Regions from separate parts of the Homo sapiens genome. Here region 2 is linked to region 1. The links are chromatin contacts, found by Hi-C or POLR2A ChIA-PET in ENCODE. All regions are on one chromosome and are shown on one strand. The core of a region is the stretch at or near the end of the contact, and the rest is flanking DNA. Distances in the headings are between cores, read along the strand shown.

Region 1 (5,397 bases), core at 1,451-3,950:
TGTGCTGCTCAAAGAGCTGAAGACAGAACTCATTTGAAGCTTGCAAATGCCTTAGTCTTTAAAGAATTCACTAGAGCCAATGCAAGGCTGTCCCTATCCAGCCTGTGTGCTCCATCCTGGTCTCATGAGTAGACTTGGGGACAGTATCATGGGTTTGCACAAACCTTCTTCTCCTCATCTCATCTGTCATGATGCTCAAGGCAGATGGGGGAAAGAAGAGACCCCTGTGTGTGGCCCCAGTTGATGCTGCTTGGCCTGCATTTCTCTCTAGTCTCCAAGACAGGGAGGAAAATAATTTTTGTCCTAGTGAAAATTCTCTATGTAGAGAGAATCCCGACATTGCTCCTAGCCTCCTCCTCCCCAGGCAACCTATGTTCTCAGCCTGTCTGGGACAGCATGATCCCCTATCCCTGTGATCTCCCTTGTGCCCTTCCTGTTCCTCTTTGATATCTTCAGGTTTTGGTCATGTTCAAAACTGGACACTGTGGATAAATAGGGTCTAATTAATGCCCAAAGGAACAGGATGACTTCCAACCAATGGCTTGGCACAATACGATTCTTCTAATATGTCTTGGGATTCAGCTGATCTATGAACACAGAGCCCAATTAAAACCCTCTGTAGCTGCAGCAAACATGCCAGGAAAGGAGCTAGTCACAGATCCTGGAGCTCTGGGGAATTTCTTCTAGATACAGAGCTTTGGGGAGCAGGCTAGAGGAAGCCACTGAGGCCCACACGCAGCCTCTGCTCCTGGGAGAGCCCTGAAGGGCCATGAGATGCACTCAAGGAGATGATACTGTGGTCACCCAAGGCTCCAGCCCAGGCTGACCCCCATGGCCTCCTTGGCACACTCCATTCCCAGCCACATCAGGGCAGTCCCCATCCTCAGAGAAGGCTACACAACTTGACAGTTTCTGTGCCTGGGTCTGTGCTAGCCCTTTAGCCTGGGGTGCCACCCACTCCACCTTCCAATGATTAAACCCCTCTTTCCCTTCAAGGTACTGTAAATGCTCCTTTTGTGATGCCCCTGGAGCTTCTCCCATTGCAGTCCTATACCATGTTACTTGCATGTTGCTGAGTAAATCCCGATCCTGGTTTGGGATTCAGTAGTAGTTTCCACGACCCTCTCTCCCACTGAACAACTTTGCCACTCTCCTCAAGGGGAGGGAATCTTCATTTACGAATTGCCTGGAGCACAGAAGTCACGGTACCAGTTGTTTTGCATAAGAATTCCATTTAATCCTCATTGCTCGCTTCATTAGGCAGGTATTGATATACCCATTTTACAGAAGAGCTTCACCAAGTAAAGGCAGAGGGCTAGAATTAAGATTTAAACTTGAGTCTGACTCCAAAGCCCATGCTCTTGCAATGACCATGTTATGAATCTTATATTAATCTTTGTTTGGTCTTATGATCTGGCACGGTGCCTTGTACGTAAGCAATTCTCAATAAATGTTTGCAGAGTGCAATGTGTCATCTCAGAGTGTTGAAGGAAAGCAAACCAGCGTCTCAAGTAATTTAGACTTTGGCATAACTTTCTGAAAGGGACACTTACCCCTTAAAAGATGAATATTAAAAGAAATAATAAATGAATCTGGAATTAGTAGAAGGCAAAGATGTTTCCTGGCACCCCTCTCTGTCTTTTTCCTGCCACCTTTAATCTACATCAGAAAAACTGGGTCCAGCTGGTCAGAAAGGAATAGTCTTCATGGCCGTCGCAGGTGACAGTGTCCCGCCCTACCTTTGCGGGAGCCCCGCCTGGGGTTATGTCTGACATGTCCTTCTTCAGGATTCTCCACTGAGTGTGTTTCAGGCTCTCATTCTGGCAGAATGTAAGACCAGGATCTCCACCCCAGATGGAGACAGGTGTCCCCCTTCCCTCTGCTACCCAAAGGAGCTGAGCTCCTTGCAATGGGAAGACTGAGTTCCTTCCCCCTGGCCTCAGCACTGGCACACACCCAGCAGCCTCTTCCCAGAGCGCATCTCCTTCTGTGGGAGCAGGATGGCTACAGAAGGTCACCGCCTATTTGTAGCTGCTCCGTTTCCAACCAGAGACGCCTGCCAGCTGCCGCCGACCACCCCGCCGACCCTGTTTCTGTATGTCATATGGTGGCTGGGAGCCACGGGCCCTCTCCAAGTCCATCCACTTAGGATTTCCTCCTCCGTCAAACTCAGAGGCTTTGCCCAACTGCATGGGTGTCACGTGGAGGGAGCAAGTGTCACCTCCAGGCTCCCCCAAGGACTCCACACGTCCTGTAAGCATCCTCCAACTAACCCATTGCAGAGAGTCCTTAACTCCAGTTACTTTCCCCAGAGCCGCTCTGCAGATGCAAAGGGCTCGTGCTTTCATTTGTTCATTCATTCATTCAGCCATTCCTGATGTTTACTCATTCACTGCCAATCCCACACGCCTCTATGCTGCTCTCTTCCACAAGCATTTGGCTCTTCATTTCAGAATTTCCGCTGAGTCATAGCTGGAGCAGGCAGTGAGGGTGTCCCTTCAGCTCTCTAAATTTACCTCCCTGAGCTTGATTTCCCATAGTGGCCAGTTGACCTTGACCAGATTGACTTCAGAGAAGCCAGCTGTAATTAAGCAGAGGCAGAAATCTCCAAGGAGGAAGGTGCCTCAGGTCGGATGCGTCCCTCCGGTCCTGTGGCCAGAGCAGTTGCCCTCAGTGTGTGTCTCCTCCCGTCCTGGCACTGCCCATGGCAGGGCTCTTAGTACATGCCTGGCCCTGCAGCCGCATGGAGGCGTGACATGTGACCATGACTTTCGGCTGGAGGTGGGGGTCATGTGCACGTGGCCTGGGGCTTAGCTCTCACCCTGCTACTCACTCAGAATTCTCCTCTGGGTTTGGAGGTCTGTGAGCAAGATGAAAAAACACAGAATTCTGTTATTCTGTTCCTCGTAGTGTAAGCATTCTTTTTCTTGGGTTCTTTTTTAGGAACAGAACAAAATTAAAAGTAAAGGGAGCCAAAAGCAGCAACACCCAGGGCTGAAGCGTAGGACTGAAGGAACACATTTAGAAACACGTGTGACCATCGCTGCCATGGCTGTGTGACTATAGGCCAGTTGTTTAACTTCTCTGGGCTTTGTGCTGCTCATGAGACCCAAGGTCGCTGTTGTAAGACATCTGTGTGCATGTGTGTGTGCGTGTGCATATCCCTTGATCGTTCTATTTTTCTATGTCTGCTTACTCTAGCAATAGAGAGAGCACCCAAAATGCTAAATAACACCAAAGGCCACAAAATGGATGGCACGGTGGCATTGCACTCGAGGAGCCCGGGTTGCTATTATTTTCTGTTTTTCCAGAATGTTAACAGGAAACACAGAGTTCTATTGTGAGGCAAACCTTCTCCTTTTCCAATGGGGCAAATGTTCCAGGCACACACCCAGCTGAACAACATCGACATTCTTGCCTTTGGTCATTGAGATGCTGGCACCTTTTGGAAAACTTGCCAGAAGTTTTTCTCTTGCTGCTCCACAGCGTAGGGGAAGAAGAGGTGGCTGGGTTTTGTTACTCAGCCATCAACAAAAATGAAGAAAATGGGGGAGTCTTCCCAAATAAATGACTCCTGCTTTCCAGGGAGACACATTATTGGAGATAAATACACTAAATTTTGCTGTTTGACTGTCTCCATCTGAATCCATGTACCAGGAATATGACAAAGTCAAGGCAGGTGTATGTAGAATAAAAAACATAAACGGGGGAAGCTGAAACGTTAGAATATGCATAGTGGATATCCTGTGTTAAGTCAAGTTTGCTTCTGAATGCCAACAAGCAGGACAACAGTATGGTAAATACAGAACTTGCCAAGAAGCACAATGTGTCCCACAGATACTATTTCATTCTTCACAGACCAGTGAGTCCTCAGCTGAGGGTGGGGACAAGGAGGGCAGCACGTGACAGTCCCTTGGAAGTTTTTCAAATCCCATACACACACTCATGCTTCTCCTTCCCACCCTTCTGTAGAGATTTCAGCATGCCGCCCCCTTTGAGAAGTGCTGTGCTTTTTAGGGACATTCTCCCAAAGATAGCCTGTGGTGCTTTCATGCTATTAATGGACCAGAGCATTAAAAATGAAATTCTGCTACTTCCTGCCAATCAAATTCTTCCCCGAGCCAAAACCCCAGCCCAGGTGATGGAGTCTTAGCATAACTCTCAAGGCTCACCAGTCTTTATGAACTTGATCCTTTTCATTTAGTTAAAAGAAATCATTTAAGCTTACATCCAACTTTAAGTCATTGATAGTCATGGGAGACCAGAAGGTTATGGATAATTGATATCCACTGATAATCCCCAAGCCTCATTTGGATCAGTAGTTTCAACTCTCCCTCCCTGAAAGCTCTTATTGGAGCTGCTTATAATGCAGCTACCCTCACTGGTTTGTGTTATCTCCTATCCTTGTATCATTCCATCTCCCAGCAGAAGCGGAAAGTATTGAAAAGGCCCATGGGCAGCCAGCCAGCAAAAAGAAGAAGCTGAAACATCCCACAGCAGGGAATTGCTATGTATGTAAGCCCCATTTCAAGAACAACTAATACAGAAAAATCCAAATCTTAAAACCTACAAATTAGTGCACGAGTACTACAACTGATGTGCCTTACAAACAGATTTTTACTTAATAAACAGACTCTGTGAGATCTTTGGCCAATGGTTATTCCTTTGTATGGCTTCTTGAAATTCCCTGAGAAATTAAAGAAAGTGATGGACCCCTTTTCCAGAAAATTGTATTCACACATACAGACATAAAATTTTGCTTATAATTTCAAGGGTTTCACAGAACTACCAAGCAGCTTATAGATATAATGCAATATATTGAACCTAATGCAAACAATAAATAGATGTAGCCAGGCATGGTGTTTCATACCTGTAGACCCAGCTAATTGGGAGGCCGAGGCAGGAGAATCACTTGAGCCCAGGAGTTCAAGACCAGCCTGGGCAAGATAGTGAGACCCCATCTCAAAAAATCAATTATTTATTAATTAAGAAAAGAAATGTAATTCCTTTCTTCTATTAGATTACGACCTATAAGAAAGAATAGTAAACACTACAAATCTGACTGTATTATGGGTTATAATGAAAGACATACAATGCACCAATATGATGTATACATAATTTAATTATATATATTTTATCAGGCAGAGTGGACAAGCCTTAACCAAACCTGTCTCAGTTACTCTAAAGACTACACTCTAGGTGGAGCCAAGATAGCCGACTAGAAACAGCGGCAATCAAAGGCTCCTATGAAAAAGAACCATAATTGGTGCGTAAATCCTTCATGGGCAACCAAGCTACCCAGGTTCTCTCATCAGGACTGACTTAGGCACCTGATGTGATCCATGATAAGGAAGGAAGAGCAGTGGAGTGTGGCAGCCACCTAAGAGCCACACGGGG
Region 2 (5,397 bases), core at 1,425-3,924, 530 kb after region 1:
CATTTTTACCCATATATTTACTGGTCTGATACTCTTTATTCCTTTGAATGTATTCAGGCTTCTGTCTGGTATTATTTTCCTTCTGCCTGAAGAACATTTTTTAACATTCCTTACAGTGCAGGCCTGCTGGTACAAACTCTCTCAGCTTTTATCTAGAAATGTGTTTGTTTCTCCTCTGTTTTTGAAGGACATTTATGCTGCATTTGTGCTGTGTATATAGGTTGGCTTTTTTTTTTCTCTTCATACACTTCAAAGGTGCCATTCCATTTTCTTCTGTCTTGTATACTTTCTGAATGTAAGTATTGAGTTGATCTGTTATTCTATCTGTAATCTTTTTGTTCTCATGTTATCAGCAGATGATAATAGGCCTTAGTTTGGGGTTTGTGTGTATTTATCATAGTTAGTATTTTTTAAGCTTCTTGAATCTGTCAGCTTCTGGTTTTTATCAAATATGGAAAACTTTCCACTATTATTTCTGCAAATGTTTTACTTACACACACACACACACACACACACACACACACATACATACACACCCCTTCTCTGAGACTCAAATTACACATATGCTAGACTGCTTAATATTGTCCTACAGGGCACTCAGGTTCATCGTTTTTTCTGTTTCTTCTCCTGTCTATTGCTGTGCCTTCAGGTTCTCTGATCTTTTTAGTATCTAATTGGTTCAACATATTCAATGAAATTTTTATTCCTAGTCTTTCATTTCTGCATTATGTTCATGTTTTTCTTTAAATGCTTGAGCACATTGAGATTATAACAGTTTTGAAGATGTTCTTTTCTCGTAATACCATCATCTCTCATTTTTAGTCTTTATTAACTGATTTTATCTTAGTCACTGGTCCTATTTTCCCACTTTTTTGCTTATCTAGTAATGGTTGGTTGATGAACATTGTGATTTACATTTTGGGGTGCTGGATTTTGTTGTATGCTTTTTTAAAGTGTTAGATTTGTTCTGGCAGGAAATTGTTAGTTGTATATCAGTTTGATCCTTTCACAGCTTACTTTGAAGCTTTGTTAGTGAAATTTTAAGTATTCTTTATTCTAGAGCTAGATTAGTTCCACTGCTGATATGTGCCTGATCTGGGGTCTCTCTACTGAATGCCTCATGTATTTGATGAAATCTCTGCTCTGGCTGATTAGGACTTCCGGCCCTAGGCAGACTTGAGATTATTCAGTTTATAGGTCTCTGGTAATTGTTCTTTCCTCAAAAGTTGTTCACTGCCCAGCCTTGTGGAATTTCTCCCTGTGCATGCTCAGATTGGTTCAGCAAAGACTCAAAGGGATCCCCTAGGCTCTCTGGAACTTTTTATCTATGTAGCTTCCTCCTTTTCCATATCATGTCTCACAAATTACAGCCTCCTGGGCCTCCCCCAAGTCATCTGTTCTAAGACAGCATTTTTGCCAGCTATGTCTGGGTTTCCCATCCCTGCACCTGCACTGTGGCAGCTGCTTTCGGTGGAAAGGCGGGTGGACTGTTAGGCTCACCATGTTTGTCTCCTTTCACTCTGGGAACATTGCCCTGCACAGCCTGTGGTCCAGTGCCTGCAAACAGTTGTTATGTCTATTTTATTCAGTTTCCTAGCTATCAGTGGCAGGTGAAGAAGTACAGACGCTGTTCTCTTTAGGTGGGAAGAGGGTGTCACAAGTCATTGTTAGAGACTTGCAGTTTTTGAAGCAGTGATATTTAACAGATTTGCCATATGTATTTGAGGATATCCTTTTTGCTCTTGAACATATTAAAAGAAAATCAATTACTGCAAGAGATACTAAAATAGGTTTCTTTCCTAGTCGAATGTTATGTTAATAAATCCTAGGAAAGCCTTGGTACTCTGAATCCAAATCCGTAAGGAACTCTCAGTTCACAGAGGCAACTTGTACTCCCGTGTCAACGATGAGAGTCATCGTTCCAGGGGAGTCGCACTAATTTCCACAGTTTGGGGTGAGGGGGGCGGTTTTTTTCTGAATCTCAGTGTTTACCATTTGTTTAGTCATTAGCAGCTACTTCTGCTCTGAAGTGTGGAGCTTACCATCCCTGGCTTGGGTTGAGGTAATGAGCTGTGTGACACTTGGCCAGTCACTTAGCTACTTGTCTCTAAATTGAGGGATCTGGACTAAAGAGACTTGAAGACCCTTTCCATGAGTTTACTGAGTAAACATGTACTGAGTGTTGTATGCACTGGGGATGGGTGGATAAGACAGGCGAGGACCCTGCTCTTACACAGCTTGGTGGAGTACATCGATGATACTGTAAATAAAAATACAATGAGAAAGAAATAACTTTCATGGGTGCTTTGAAGGAAATAAACCAGGGTGATATGAAGTGCTGATGGCAGGGACCAGCATTAGGATGGGAGGCCCAAGAAGGCTTGTCTGAGATGCTGAAATTTGAGCTGCCGTCCAGATGAGCAGAAGAAACTGGCCATTTGAATTCCAGGTCATAGGCGTTCTAGGCAGAGGGAAGAACACATGCAAAGGTCCTGAGATGGGCACAACCCTGGGTGACATGAGAACCCCGGGTGATGTGAGAACACTGTGGCATGATTGTCTTGAGTAGGGGGCATATGTGATGATCAGGGTCCTAGTCAGTGCTGGCAGCCTGTGACTCCAAGACTCGATCCTGCTGTGAATACTTCTCTACCTAAATAGTGCAAAGTTCAGTGTCACATGCCCTACTCAGATGAGTAACAGGGAGTGCCAGGAATTACATTGGGGTGGGGTGTGGTCGCTGAAGCTCCAACAAGATCACAGAGTCTGAAATGAGCAGGGACCTCACTGGCACGAGGAGCCAACACAGTTTTAACTCAGGAGTCTGAAGGCCAAGTTCAGTAGTCTTGGTCAGCGTGAGCCAAAATGAATCCATTTTTAAATTAGCAGAACCACGGATAGTTCGTAGGGACTATCGCCTCAAAGAAAATGCTGAAGCTGTTTCTGAGACTCACGTATAAAGGCTGCATGGGCTCCATGGCCTAGAAATGTTGCTTCGGTGGAAGGAAGCCACCAGGAAAACTGCTGGGAGAGTTTAAGGAATGTGTGACCTTTACGTAGAGAAAGGAAAGACCCAGTGAAAGCAAGAGCATTCCAGAGGTGGGGAGAGTGGACCTGAAGCCAGCCAGCTTTGCCCTGGTGGGAGGCAGGTTTCTTAGCCATTTGGGCTGCCTTAACAAAATACCATCAACTGGGTGGCTTGTAAATACACAACAGAATTATTGTGTTAATTATCCTCATAATTCTGGAGAGAACCCTAAGATCAGGGTGCCAGCAGGTTCAGGGTCTGCTGAGGGCTCACTTCCTGGTTCACAAATAGCACCTTTCTGCAGCATCATCACAGGGCAGAAGAGCCAGGGGGTGTCGGCCCTCATTTATAAGGGCACTCATCCCATTCATGAGGGCCCCACCCCCATGACCTAATCACCCCCCAAAGGCCCCACCTCCTCAGACCATCACCTTGTGGGTGAGGATTTCCCCACGGGAATTTGGGTGAGACACAGGCATTTGGGCCATGGCACCAGGCCTTCCCTGTGTTGCCAGGATGCTGCTTTTTGTGCTTGGATATAGCAGCAATTGAAAAATCCAGCTCAGGTTGAGGAACTCTTAAAGACCCAGGAGCTCTCACTTGGCATTACCAGCTGCTGGCATGTGTAGTCTGAAGGAACCCCCTTCTTAGAATGCCCAGAGTCTCCACGTCTGTCTCCTGTCCCAACATGCCAGCACCGTGTCACGTAGCCTCTGCCTGCATCTGCACAGCATTGTTTCTGGTGTGGTCTCTTTTTAGGCAGGGAAATCATTGCTGTCGGCTGTCACCTAAGTGGCAATGTCATCTCACCTGCACTTTTAACAACTGCTGTGCCCACGTGTGTTTTTATTGATCGATTTTTAGTTGTCTTTCATTGTGTCCTGTGGTCTGGCTTCCACTCTTCACGCCATAGTGAAGCATTGCCCATGCTTACGAGTGGCCTCTCATTTCTCCCTGCGTCGCCTCTTCTGCATTCTCCTCCACCTCTGTAACACCTGCCCCTGCAGACACATCCTCACTGCTGTGGCCTGCTCTCCTTCCTTTGAGGAAACCAGTTATTATTGCCTTCCTGCTTCTCTGCTGCCTCCTGGCTCTGCCTGCGCCCCTCCCCAGCACTTCCCAGCTGGCTTCAGCAGGCTCACTCTCTGTCTCAGTCTTCCCCTGGGAGCTCATACTGTCAGTTCAGCCATTTCTGGCACCAACCCCAAGTACCTCTCTCCAACCCTGACTTCCCTCCCCTGATCTAGATGTGCACTTTGGGCTATGCACATCTCCACCTGGATGCTCACCCTGGAGGAGCAAGCATCTCTCCCTCGCCTCCTCCCTCAGCAACTCCAGGCTGCCCTGTGGAAGCCCCTCTTCCGCTCCCCCAGGCTCACATGTTTAGAGTCATCCAGCATCCATTTCTCTAGACTCAGAAGGTTCCTGGCCATGTGGACTCTGGGTCCCAGTTGAATGGGTTGAAGAATGATGGACAGAGGGAGAGGTGAAGACAGCAAGTGCAGGCAGGTGAGGCCGTGATGGGACTGAGACTGGAGGAACAGATTAGAGAGGGTTCCTGAGGGGAGACGAGATTGTCAAACGTTTTTAAACAAAGATGGGAGAAGGATCTGGTAGGGTAGAGGATGGAGGTTAAAAGAAAAAGTCTTTCCTGAGTCCCTCAGAAGGACTCAGCAACACCTTTGCTGACTGGTAACATCCGACCCAGTGGTCTCCAGTTAGAACTACTCCAGGCTACAAGTCCTTTGGAAGCTTGTAGAGATTTGACAGCACTGGGATGACAGAGGTCAGGATTATGTGTCACTGTGTTGTTGGTCATATCGACAAGTCACTGAATAGTAGTGCGTATTGCAGTGTGAACTGGAAAATGAATTACAGTGCATCCCTACCTTGGGCCTCGCCTGCCACGCAGCCTTAGGAAAGAACAGGAAGCTATGTTCTGATAGAGGAGCCATTCTAAGATATTGTGGAAGGAATAACCATGAGATGTAACAATGTGTATATCTTATATATGTACAAGCAAGACAACAATGTATAAGATACAGCATCTTATACTACATCTAGTGTACTGCCATCTGTGCTTTTAAAAGCCAGGGTGGTGGAGAAGTCTGTATTGATGTTTTCTTGTATATCCATGGAGATACTCTGGAGGGGCCCCTGAGAACCCAGCCCAAGTGGCTAAGAGGGCAGGGGGATCCTGTGTAAACAGGATCAGGCTGTGGGGGGCTTTCACCTTAATATCTTTTATATTCTTAGGTTTTTGAACCATATGTATGTATTATAACCTCTTTAAATTTTTCAAAAATATAATTAAAAAAAAACCTCTAGCAATTAAAATATTATTTCCACCAGTTGAATGAAAGTCAGGT

Evidence for each region. Hi-C counts contacts between places; a loop is a spot of excess contacts on that map. ChIA-PET counts read pairs that join two places held with the same protein, here RNA polymerase II (POLR2A). Pooled maps may share reads with other maps.
Region 2: a loop to region 1 is called in a pooled map, with 2.6 times the contacts of the local background. The contact joins two enhancer-like sites. A Hi-C loop is called at or near these places in 8 of 37 single-sample maps with no recorded cell type and 4 of 50 pooled maps. POLR2A ChIA-PET finds 5 or more read pairs at or near these places in 1 of 52 experiments (H1).

Annotation. Positions count from the first base shown.
Region 1 is chr6:4,400,156-4,405,552 of GRCh38, forward strand. No RefSeq gene overlaps it. Among named protein-coding and RNA genes, the nearest start is that of LINC02533, 86 kb to the right of the region's middle. RefSeq lists an enhancer at 2,466-3,339. Within about 2 kb of position 2,701, at least 12 of the 41 ENCODE cell types and tissues checked have a DNase peak (open chromatin) inside an H3K27ac peak, as active enhancers do.
Region 2 is chr6:4,929,002-4,934,398 of GRCh38, forward strand. The region is part of intron 2 of CDYL (chromodomain Y like); the gene reads left to right. Among named protein-coding and RNA genes, the nearest start is that of LYRM4-AS1, 72 kb to the right of the region's middle. RefSeq lists an enhancer at 3,136-3,854. Within about 2 kb of position 2,675, at least 4 of the 41 ENCODE cell types and tissues checked have a DNase peak (open chromatin) inside an H3K27ac peak, as active enhancers do.